Regions from separate parts of the Homo sapiens genome. Here region 2 is linked to region 1. A link is a contact called in ENCODE Hi-C or POLR2A ChIA-PET data. All regions are on one chromosome and are shown on one strand. The core of a region is the stretch at or near the end of the contact, and the rest is flanking DNA. Distances in the headings are between cores, read along the strand shown. Region 1 holds the start of ZNF724 (zinc finger protein 724). Region 2 holds the start of ZNF254 (zinc finger protein 254).

Region 1 (5,824 bases), core at 1,000-3,499:
ATCCACCTGCCTTGCCTCCCAAAGTGCTGGGATTACAGGCCTGAACCACCGTGCCCAGCCTCTAATTTTTTATTTCTGATTTAAAGTTGGATGTCTTGGCCGGGCACGGTGGCTCACTTTGGGAGGCCGAGGTGGGCAGATCACGAGGTCCGGAGATGAAGACCATCCTGGTTAACATGGTGAAACACTGTCTCTACTAAAAATACAAAAAAAATCAGCTGGGCGTGGTGGCACGCACCCATAATCCCAGCTACTGGGGAGGCAGAAGTAGGAGAATAGCTTGAACCCGGGAGGTGGAGGTTGCAGTGAGCCAAGGTCGCATTGCGCTGCTGCACTCCAGCCTGGGTAACAGAGTGAGACTCTGTCTCAAAATAAATAAATAAAAAGAAAGTTGGATGTCTTGTAAGATAATGCTGAGTAATGCAGAAATACACGTAGACATTTATGCATGTGATTTGTACTTACACAGACCCCCCCACACCACAAAATAAAACAGATAACCACAGCCTGACCATTAGGGCCAAGGTCAAATAGCAAAATAAGTTTGCCTTTAATCTGTTTTCTTCATATATAAACATTGGAGGTCAAGACTGTGGACAAGGCTGGGCTCATGCCTGTAATCCCAGCACTTTGGGAGGCTGAGGCGGGTGGATCATGAGGTCGGTAGTTCAAGACCAGCCTGGCCAAGATGGAGAAATTCTGTCTCTACTAAAAATACAAAAATTAGCTCGGCGTGGTGGTGGGCGCCTGTAATGTCAGCTACTCAGGAGACTGAGGCAGGGAATTGCTTGAACCCAAGAGGTGGAAGTTGCAGTGAGCCAAGATCGTGCCACTGCACTCCAGCCTGGGTGACAGAGCAAGTCTGTCTCAAAAAAAAAAAAAAAAGGCCGGGCGTGGTGGGTCACGTCTGTAATTCCAGCACTTTGGGAGGTGGGAGCCGGCAGATCACCGGAAGTCGGGAGTTCAAGACCAGCCTGACCAACATGGAGAAACCCTGTCTCTAATAAAAATACAAAAGATTAGCTGGGTGTGGTGGCACGTGCCTGTAATCCCAGCTACTTGGGAGGCTGAGGTAGGAGAATTGCTTGGACCTGGGAGGTGGAGGTTGTGGTGAGCCGCGATCCTGCCATTGCACTTCACTGCACTCCAGCCTGGGCAATAAGAGTGAAAGTCTGTCTCAAAAAAGACTGGACAGATATGAAGACATAGAGTTTACTTCTCCTGTCACCCCATCACTTGTTGTTCACTGTTTAATCTGGAAGGAAGGTGGTCAACAGGTGGCCAGCAGTGGTCTATGTGTGGTTATTTTATTCTTGCTGCCTTCTGCTCTTTTATGGCCACTATCTGTTCCACCCTGGGAACTGAAGAGATGTTGGTAGGAAGAGGCTTTCCCCCACCTCTGATGTCCAGGCCCTTCACTCAGCTGACATCGCAGCTGCACTTCAATATGGCAGCTATTGGCCACGTGTGGCTCCTGGGTGCCTGGAATGTCGCTGGTCTAAACTGCGATGTGCTGGAATGGTAAAATACAGAGTGAGTTTCAAAGATTTAGTGATATATATATATATATATATATATATATATATATATATGTATATATATATACACACACACATATATATACATATATACACACATACATATATACATATATACACACATATATACATATATACATACATATACATGTATATACATATATAATTATTGCTCACATATTAAACTGATAATATTTTGGATATATTGGGTAAGTTAAATTGTTACAATCAACTCCACCTTTTTCTTGTTTCTTTTTAAAGTTGGCTACTAGAAAATTCAAAATTCACATGTGGCTTATATTTTATTTCAGAGGATTGCCTTTTTAAAAAAGTCTCAGGCTGCTTGCTCAAATGCCAGAAGCCAGGAAGATCATAAAAACTGAAATTTTAAAATTATTGTTATTATATATTTTTCATTTGTGAATAGCCGTATAGTATGTTATTTATAAATACATGAAACCTCATACACGAGGTCAAATGCAAATACCCTCCGGGGTGGGCTAAGCTCAGGGAGGAAGCCCTGCCTGAAAACGCTGCAGCTTAGGCTGTCACTCTTTCTTCATTCAGTCCAGCGTTTGGTCAGGTCTTCTGTCACTTAAGGCCTGAAGGGGCTGGGCCTTAGACGTTTTCCAATCAGGGACCCTGAGCTGGGGACCGTCCAATCAGGCACGCAACTGGAGCGGACAGGGCGGCTTCCGGGATTTGGCGGGGCCTTTGTCTCTCGCTGCAGCTGGAGCGCTTGGTCTCGTCTTCCCTGCTTTGTGTCCCCTGCTCTTAGAGGCCCAGCCTCTGTGGCCCTCTGACCTGCAAGCATTGGGAGATCCACAGCTAAGACGCCAGGGCCTCCCCTGGAAGCCTAGAAATGGTGAGAGTGGCGGCTCCGACATCCGGAGAGAGAGGGAGGGGCTGGTTGAAACCTGTGGGAAGTGGCTGTGGCGGACTCGGGCCTCCCCGCAGTCATCTCCACAAACTGCGCCCTGAGTTCTCCTTGCCCAGCTGGGCCTCAGTCCCCTTCAGCCATAAGATGGCGGCTTCGCTGACAGCCGGCCCCCGGGCGTCTTGTCTCTTCCCCGCCCAGTGACTGTGCCCTGACCTGGAGCCCTCTCTGGGCAGCTCTGCTCCCGCAGCGCAGCGTCTCTCCCAGATTGTGCAGGGACCAAGGGAGGGTAGTCAGGGGAGAATCCTGACTCGGGGAGCGGGTTCATGAATGGGAAGGGCTTTAGTCCGCTGCGTTTCCAGTTCATCTTTCCCCCTATTAAAAATTTATGGCAGGCCGGGCGCTTTGGTTCACGCCTGTAATCCCAGCACTTCGAGAGGCCGAGGCGGGCGGATCACCCGAGGCCAGGAGTTCGAGACCAGCCTGGCCAACATGGCGAAACCCCATCTCTACTAAAAATATAAAAATTAGTCTGGCACAGTGGCCTGCGCCTATAATGCTAGCACTTTGGGAGGCCGAGGTGGGCGGATTACGAGGTCAGGAGTTCGAGACCAGCCTGACCAACATGGTGAAACCCCCGTTTCTACTAGAAATACAAAAAATTAGCCGGGCGTGGTGGCGCGGTCCTGTAATCCCAGCTACTCAGGAGGCTGACGCAGAAAAATCGCTTGAACCCGGGAGGCGGAGGTTGCAGTGAGGCGAGCTGACGCCATTTGCTGTCCAGCTTGGGTGACAGAGCTTGACTCTGTCTCAAAAAAAAAAAGCCGGGCATAGTGGCGCATGCTTGTAATCCCAGCCACTCGGGAGGCTGAGGCGGGACAATCGCTTGAACCTGGGAGGAGGTTGCAGTGAGCCAAGATCGCGCCACTGCACTCCAGCCTGGGCGACAGAGTAAGAAGACTCTGTCTAGAAAAAAAAAAAAAAAAGGCAGTCTCTGCAAAAATATTAAATAATTTAATCAAAGAGTGGTTCAAAAATTTTAGAGCACCCCTATGGGTTGTAGTTTTTGGTTTATAAGAGGGGCTTGAAGGACTTTGATAAGGTGCATGATGCAAAAATCCCAAATTCAATAATTGGTTAGGTACAGTTATATTCTTTCTGTCTTCCTGTCTTTGTTTGTTTGTTTCTCTCCTCTTTTCTTCTTCTTAGTTTTTTTTGTTTGTTTGTTTGTTTTGTTTTTTTGAGACGGAGTCCTGCACTGACGCCCAAGCTGGAGTGCAGTGGCACGATCTGCAACCTCCACCTCCCGGGTTCAAGTGATTCTCCTGCCTCAGCCTCCCAAGTAGCTGGAATTACAGGCGCCCACCACCATGCCCGGCTAATTTTTGTATTTTTAGTAGAGACAGAGTTTCAGTATGTTGGCCAGGCTGGTCTCGACCTTTTGACCTCAGGTGATCCACCGGCCTCAGCCTCCCTAAGTGGTAGGATTACAGGCATGAGTCAGTGCTCCCTGCCTCAGTTTCTTATTTTCCACCTTGAACGTACAAATTTCCTGGTTGTGTAATTGGAGCTTAATTGACAGTTTATAGTCGGTTAAGCCTGAATTTTGTTTCCTCTAATGTAGTAATTTACAAAAAAAAAAAAAATGCATTTGAGTTAGATTTTTTTTCAAAGCAAGAATCCAGGGCCTAGATTTCCACCTCAGACTAATTGCCTGGCACTTAACTATTTTCACACTCCACAGAGGACTGATTTTCCCCGCATTTTTTACGTGTGTTCCAAGCAGGGTCTCCCGTGTATCCCCCAGTTCTCCTTACCTCCAGCCTAACTCTGGCTTGAAGTAAAAATACATACTAAATTTCCAGTTCTGACAATCTCGAGAACTGAAAATTTAGTACTTTACTTCAAGGAACTGTCAACTTTCTTTCCCTAATTCACATTATGAACTATTTGTCCTTTAGTGTATATTTTTCATACTGTATTTTAATTATTTACTGACAACACATTGAAAACATTTTAAAAATTTGTTTTCTGTTTTTAAATATTTTCCATGAGAAGAAAGCAAAGAGTAATCCCCTGACACTGTATTTTAAAAAATATCTGTGCCTCTTTTTCTTTTATCTTCCCTAAGCACAGAGATCATAATGCTTTGGGGGTCAGTGTTTTTTGTAAACTTTATGGGGTGATGTGTCCTCAGCTACCCTTTAGTTTTTTCCTGGTCCTGTACTATCTGAATAAACCAAGATACCCACCATGTCTATCTGCTAGAGTTAATATCAGCTCTTGGGTCATTTTCTCTTATAGAACAAGCTGAGGTATGGAGTGTAGCCTCTCAAGAAGAAGGTGAATGCCCTGGGGCTTAGAGGGATCTCCTGGTGTATTCTTCCTTTGAAAAGCTAACCCTTTGAGACATTAAGATTGTTTTTATCCAAGCCATTTTCCATTTCTTGGAGACATATTGCTGGTCAGCGATCAGACGCTGGTATTGAGGGGAAAACAGAAATAATTTCTGCCAGCTGGATTCTCCAAGATTTGTGAAAAAAAATTGTATCCCCAAAGACAGATAAAAACCTCATCTCAGTGAGCTAGTACAAGAACTTGCCAAGTAAAATGCACTTGGGGCACTCATTGGGGCGTAATGCAGTGTCTCCTGAGAAGGTGGTCATTGGACACTTAAGTGAGCAGGATGGGGTGGGAAAATCTCTCCAGGGATTGGATGGCCTGACTTGACGAATGAGTCAGACACATCTGTTTTCTAATCAGCACTGCCACTCCTTTGTTTTGTCACCTTGAAAAGATTTGTTCACTTATATTGACTCTTTTAAACTGTAAATTGTATTTTATTAGTAGAGCTTGAAAGGTGAGAAAATATTTACAAAAACATAAAATAGACAGGTTTCAAAAAATACCTACTCATATATTCCATTGTTAAAAATTCTCATTTACTTTTTTTTCCCCACTGTGAGTTTAGAAATTTTCTCAGGTACATTTTTTATTTTTTGAAATGGAGTCTCACTCATTTTGTTGCCAAGGCTGGAGTGCAGTGGCATGTTCTCAGCTCACTGCAGCCTCTGACTACCAGGTTCAAGCGATTCTCCTTCCTCAGCCTCCTGAGTAGCTGGGATTACAGGTGCACACCACCATGCCCAGCTAATTTTTGTATTTTTAGTAGACACGGGGTTTCGCCATGTTGGCCAGGCTGGTCTTGAACTCCTGACCTCAGGTGATCCGCCCACCTCGGCCTCCCAAAGTGCTGGGATTACAGGCGTGAGTCACCGTGCCCAGCCTTCTCAGGTGTGTTTTTTTGCCTGAGTGTTTTCAAACACAATTTCAAGCATTAGCTTTTAGAGAGCTATCAAGGAAAAGAATAAGGAAAATTTCTCTTCCATTTTGGCTGTAGAAAATGAAT
Region 2 (6,719 bases), core at 1,412-3,911, 840 kb before region 1:
AAGGAAACCAGGAGGCAGAAATTATTTGTTTTCTCCTCAATACTGGTATCTGATTGACTGACCAGCAATGTGTCTTTAAGAAATGAAAGCTGGGTTGGGTGAAGACAATATTAATGTCTCATAAAATTAGCTTTAAAAAAAAAAGTGCACTAGGAAATGCCTTTTAGACTCAGGGCATCCACCTGCGCACTTGGGACGCTACACTCAATACCTCAGATTTTCCTATGAGAGAATATGACCCAGAAGCTGATATTTACTAGACACTCTAAGCAGACATAGCCATGGTGGGTATCTTCGTTTATCCCAATACAGTACTGAAACCCAGGTCCAAGAAAACCGAATGGTGACTGAAGACACATCACACTATAGTTTCCAAAAGGAAAACTTGACCCAAAAACATTCTGATAAGATATCTGTGACTAGGGAAGATAGAAGAAAAAAAAACGCAGAGATATTTTACAATACAGTGTCAGGAGATTATTCTTTGCTTTCTTCTCATAGGAAATATTTACAAAAAGAAAACAAACCTTTTTAAATGTGCCATCAAATGCTTTGTCAAAAAATGATTAATTGGCCGGGTGCAGTGGCTCACGCCTGTAATCCCAGCACTTTCGGAGGCCAAGGCGGGCGTATCACCCGAGGTCGGGAGTTTGAGACCAGCCTGACCAACATGGAGAAACCCTGTCTTTACTAAAAACACAAAATTAGCCAGGCATGGTGGCACATGCCTATAATCCCAGTTACTAGGGAGGCTGAGGCAGGAGAATCGCTTAAACCTGGGAGGCGGAGGTTGCGGTGAGCCGAGATCGTGCCATTGCACTCCAGCCTGGGCAACAAGAGTGAAACTCTGTCTCAAAAAAAAAAAAAAAAAAAAAAAAAAAAAGATTAATTGGCCAGGCGAGATGGCTCACGTCTGTAATACCAGCTCTTGGGGAGGCTGATGCAGGCGGATCGCTTGAGGCTAGGAGTTTGAAACCAGCCTGGACAACATAGTGAAGCCCGGTCTCTACTAAAAATACAAAAATTAGCCAGGCGTGGGGGCGGGCGCCTATAATTCCAGCTACTTGGGCGACTGAGACAAGAGAATCATTTGATCCCATAAGGCAGAGGTTGCAGTGAGCCTAAATCACACCACTGCACCACTGCACTCCATCCGGGGTGACCGAGCAAGCCTCTGTCTCAAAAATTAAAATAAATAAATAAATAAAAATTAAAACAGGTATCAAAATCTACCCTAAAGGACAAATAGATGATAAAGTGAATTAGGGAGGGGACATTGGCATTTGGGAATGTCAGACAAAACGGGAAATTTAGTATTTTCCTGCAAGCCAGAGTTAGGCTGGAGGAATAGGGGATGAGGGGTGGACTTGAGGCCCTGCTTGGGATACATGTGAAAATTTCAGGAAAAAAGCAGTCCCCTGTGGAGTGTGAAAATAATTAAGTGGCAGGCAATTAGATTGAGGTGGCTCTAGTCCCCGGATTTCTACTTCTAAAAAAAAAATCTAAACTCAAGAGCATTTTTTGGTAAATTACTACATTAGCGGAAACAAAATTCTTGCTTAACCAAGAATAAGCTGACAATTAAGCTCTGATTACATAACCAGGATATTCCCACCTTAAATGTAAAAATTAAGAAACGAGGCTGGGCACGGTGGCTCACGCCTGTAATCCTAGCACTTTCGGAGGCCAAGGTGGGTGGATCACCTGAGGTCAGGAGTTGGAGACCAGCCTGGCCAACATGGTAAAACCCCGTCTCTACTAAAAATAAAAAAATTGTGGTGGCGGGCGCCTGTAGTCCCAGCTACTAGGGAGGCTGAGGCAGGAGAATCGCTTGAACCCAAGAGGCGGAGGTTGCAGTGAGTCGAGATCACACCACTGCACTCCAGCCTGAGCAAAAAAGTGAGACTCTGTCTCAAAAAAAAGAAAAAAAAAAAAAAAAAACGACAACCTAGATTGCTGTACCTAGCCAATTATTGAATTTGGTTTTCTTTATCATGAACCTTGTAACAATCTTTTCTTCAGGCCCCTTCCATGGACCACAAAAGTACAAACCACAGCTGGGTGTGGTACAATTTTTGAATCATTCTTTTATTAAAGTATTTAATATTTTTGCAGTGACGCCCATAAATTTTTAATGGGAAAAAAGAGGGCCTGGGAACCCCACAGACCAAAGCTCTTCCCGTTCATGAACCCGCAACCCGAGTCAGGATTCTCCCCTGACGACCCTCCCCGGGTCCCTGAACAATCTGGGAGAGACGCGGGGCTGCGGGTCCACAGCTGCCCAGAGAGGGCTCCAGGACAGGGCACAGTCACTGCGCAGGGAAGAAACAGGACTCCTGGGGGTCTGGCTGTCAGCGCAGCCGCCATCTTATTTCTGAAGGGGACTGAGGTCGAGCTGGGCGCAGATTGTGGAGCTGACTGGGGGGAGGCCTGAGTCCCGCCACAGCCGCTTCCCACCAGTTCCAACCAGCCCCCTCCCCTCTCTCGGGATGTCGGACTGGCATTCTCACCATTTCTAGGCTTCTAGGGGGTCCTGGCATCTTAGCTGTGGATCTCCAATACCTGCTGGTAACAGCGCCACAGAGGCTGGGCCTCTAGGAGCAGAGGACACAGAGCAGTGAAGACAGACCTGGGACTCCGGCGACAGCGAGAGACAAAGGCCCCGCCATATCCCGGAAGCCGCTTTGTCCAGTCCAGCTGTGTGCCTGATTGGACAGTTCCCAGCCCAACGTCCCTAGTTGGATAACGTTTAAGGCCCCGCCTACTCAGACCCTGAGTGATAGAAGATGTGATCACACCCTAGGCTGAAGAAAGAGTGACAGCCTAAGCTGCAGCCTTATCGGGCAGGGCTTCCTCCCTGAGCTGAGCCAGGCCCACCCCAGAGCATGGGAAAATTCTATATCTTTTTTGCTCTCTCTCTTTTTCAATGTATTCAAAATGTGAACAAACATATTTTATGTATATTAATAATACATATAATTTTTGTTCAAGAGAAAATCAACTTTTACTTTAGTAATAATGTATTATCAGCACTAAAGCTAATTTGATAAACCGTTATAAGTAAATCCATCAGCTGGGCGCGGTGGCTCACGCCTGTAATCCCAGCACTTTCGATGGCCAAGGCGGGCGGATCACATTAGGTCATGTGTTGGAGACCAGCCTGACTATCATGGTGAAACCTCATCTCTACTAAAAATACAAAATTAGCTGGGCGTAGTGGCACGTGCCTGTAATACCAGCTTCTCGGGAGGCTGAGGCAGGAGAACTGCTTGAACCTGGGAGGTGGAGGCTGCAGTGAGCGTGGATCGCGTCATTACACTCCAGCCTGGACAACAAGAGTAAAATTCCGTCTCAAAAAAATAAAAGAAAAAAAAATTAGCTGGGCATGGTGGCGCACGCCTATAACCCCAGCTTCTCGGGTGGCTGAGGCAGCAGAATTCCTTGAACCCGGGGGGCTGAGGTTGCAGTGAGTCAAGATCCTGCCACTGCACCCTAGCCTGGGCGACAGAGCGAGACTTTGTCTCAAAAAATAAAATAAAATAACAAAAATAAAGTCCATCAAATTTGTCTTTTTGACCATTCTAGATTTTTATACATATTTTATGATCTCTTATACTTTTTTTTATTTTTTATTTTTTGTCTAGACGAAGTCTAGCTCTGTCGCCCAAGCTGGAGTACAGTGGCGCCATCTTGGCTAACTGCAACCTCTGCCTCCTGGGTTCAAGCGATTCTCCTGCCTCAGCCTCCCGAGTAGCTGGGATTACAGGCGTGCATCACCAAACCTGGCTAATTTTTTGCATTTTTAGTAGAGACGGGGTTTCACTATGTTGCCAGGCTGGTCACGAACTCTTGGCCTCAGGTAATCCACCCGCCTCAGCCTCCCAAATTACTGGGATTACAGGCGTGAGCCATCGTGCCTGGCCATTTTTTAAATTTTTATGTTGTATTTTAATCTACATTATTTTTATATTTTCAATTTGAAACAACCTTTAAATAATTTCAAAGTAGACAAAATGTTTCTAACTTTCTTCATCAAAAGCATATTTTGCTTTTGTTTATACACTGTTTTTTTATTTCCAGGAGAGGCTTGCTCTTTCGCCCAGGCTGAAGTGCAGTGGCGCAATCTTGGCTCACTGCAACCTCCGCCTCCCAAGTTCAAGCGATTCTCCAGCCTCAGCCTCTGGAGTAGCTGGGACTACAGGTGTAAGCCATCATGCCCGGTTTATTTCTGTATTTTAAGTAGGGACTGGAATTTGCCTTGCTGTTCAGGCTGGTCTCAAACTCCTAAGCTCGAAATGATCCACCTGCCTTGGCCTCCCAAAGTGTTGGGTGTTGGGATTACAGACGTGACCCACTGCGCCTGGCCTTTGTTTATACACTCTCTATAAAAAAATTGTTTTACACCTAGAAATCTTAGTTTTTATATATATATATATATACCCTTAACAAACTAATTTTTAGTGAAACCCCTAGGAAGTAATTTTGAACTGTTTTGTATCAATATTTGTAGATAAAAAATTTTATGTTTTTTAATAAAAGACGTTTATTCAAATTTTCTGTTAAGTAACAGATCTAAATATAGTTAGCTTTTCTATATCATGTTAAAAAAAATTCTGGGCTGGGTGCAGTGGCTCACGCCTGTAGTCCCAGCACTTTGGGAGGCCGAGGTGGGTGGATCACGAGGTCAGGAGTTCAAGACCAGCCTGGCCAATATGGTGAAACCCCCATCTCCACTATTAAATACAAAAATTAGCTGGGCGTGGTGGCGCGTGCCTGTAGTCCCAGCTACTCAGAGGCTGAGGCAGGAGAATCGCTTGAACCTGACAGGAGGAGGTTGAAGTGAGCCAAGATCAGGTCACTGCACTCCAGCCTGGGTGACAGAGTGAGGCTCTGTCTCAAAAAAAAAAAAAAAAAAGATTGTGGTCACTCATGATGGCTCATGTTTATAATCCCAGCACTTTGGGAGGCCAAGAAATGAAGACTGCTTAAGCCCAGGAATTTGAGATCAGCCTGGGCAACATGGCAAAAACATGTATCTAAAAAAATACAAAAGTTAACTGAGCATGGTGGCCTGTACCTTTAGTACCAGCTGTTCAGGAGGCGGAGGGAGGAGGATTGCCTGAACCAAGGAGGTCGAGGCTGCAATGAGCCCTGATTAAGCCACTGCACTCTATTCTGGGTGACAGAGTGAGACCCTTTCTAAAAAATAAAAAATAAACCAAAAACAGCCAAAGCATAGAAAGTTAAACTTACGGGGTTTGGGATTATTTTTTGTTTATTATTATTATTATTATTTCCAAAGTTTTTAAGGTACAGAAGATGTTTGGATACATGGATAAGTTCTTTTGTAGTGATTTCTAATATTTAGGAGCACCCATCTCCCAAGCAGTGTGCACTGTACCCAATATGTAGTCTTTTATCCGTCACTCTTCTCCTACCCTTGCCACTGAGTACCCACAGTCCATTATATAATTCTTATGCCATTGCATTCTCATAGCTTAGTTCCCACTTATAAGTGAGAACATACAATATTTGTTTTTTTCATTTTTTAGTTACTTCACTTAGAATAATGTTCTTCAACTCCATTGAGGTTGCTGCAAGTGCTATTATTTTATTCCTTGTTATGATTGAGTAGCATTCATTGGTGTATATATATTATTATAAATATATTATATATTATTTATATATATTATATATATATAAAGAAAATGTGGTATATGCCACATTTTCCTTTTCCACTCATTAGTTGATGGGCATTAATTAGGCTGCTTCCATTCTTTTGCAATTGCAAATTGTGCTGCTATAAACATGCATGTGCAAGTATCTTACTCATATAATGACTTATTTTTCACCATGTAGATACCCAGTAGTGGAATTGCTGAATCAAACGGTAGTTCTACTTTTAATTTTTTAATGAATCTCCATACTGTTTTCCATAGTGTTGTACTAGTATACATTCCCACCAGCAATGTAAAAGTATTCCCTTTTCACCAAAACCATGCGAACATGCATTATTTTTGATGTTTTAATTATGGTCATTTTTGCAGGAATAAGGTGGTATCACATTGTGGTTTTGATTTGCATTTTCCTGATCATTAATCATTAGTAATGTTGAGCATTTTTATCTACGTTAGTTGGCCATTTGTATATCTTCTTTTGAGAATTAATTAAGTCTCATCTGTCTTTGTTTCATGTTGCATGTGCTTTTGGGTTCTTGGTCATCTACGCTTTGCCAAAGCCAATGTCTAGAAGAGTTTTTCCAGTATTACCTTCTACAATTTTTATAGTTTCAGGTCTTAACATTTTTGATCCATCTTGAGTTTATTTTTGTTTTGCTTAGTCTTGCTTTGTCTATGCAGGTTCTTTTTTGTTTCATATGAATTTTAGAGTTTTTTAGTTATGTGAGGAAATTATGATGTTATTTTCATAGGAATTGTATTGAATTTGTAGCTTGCTTTTGGTAATATGATTTTTACAATACTAACCCTACCCATCTATAAGCATGGGATGTGTTTTTATTTGTATGTGTCATCTATGATACCTTTCAGACATATTTTACAGTTTTTCTTGTAGAGATCTTTCATGGCCTTCATTAGGGATAATCCTAATTATTAGTATTATTTTTTTGCAGCTGCTTTAAAAGGGGTTGAGTTCTTGATTTAAATATCAGTTTGGTCACTGTTGGTGTATACCAATGCCACTAATATGTGCACATTAAT

Evidence for each region. Hi-C counts contacts between places; a loop is a spot of excess contacts on that map. ChIA-PET counts read pairs that join two places held with the same protein, here RNA polymerase II (POLR2A). Pooled maps may share reads with other maps.
Region 2: a pooled map shows a loop between it and region 1 (20-fold over the local background). The contact joins the promoter of ZNF254 here to the promoter of ZNF724 in region 1. A Hi-C loop is called at or near these places in 2 of 37 single-sample maps with no recorded cell type and 12 of 50 pooled maps. POLR2A ChIA-PET finds 5 or more read pairs at or near these places in 7 of 52 experiments (B cell, CD4-positive, alpha-beta memory T cell, WTC11 and 3 more).

What each region holds. Positions count from the first base shown.
Region 1 is chr19:23,246,819-23,252,642 of GRCh38, reverse strand. ZNF724 (zinc finger protein 724) reads left to right here and starts at 2,249. Exons shown (of 4, transcript NM_001355404.2): 1 at 2,249-2,403. The coding sequence starts at 2,401. RefSeq lists a silencer at 2,149-2,208 and an enhancer at 2,339-2,628.
Region 2 is chr19:24,083,129-24,089,847 of GRCh38, reverse strand. It overlaps ZNF254 (zinc finger protein 254), which reads right to left and starts at 2,661. Exons shown (of 4, transcript NM_203282.4): 1 at 2,511-2,661. The coding sequence starts at 2,540. RefSeq lists enhancers at 2,286-2,375, 2,436-2,485, 2,536-2,615.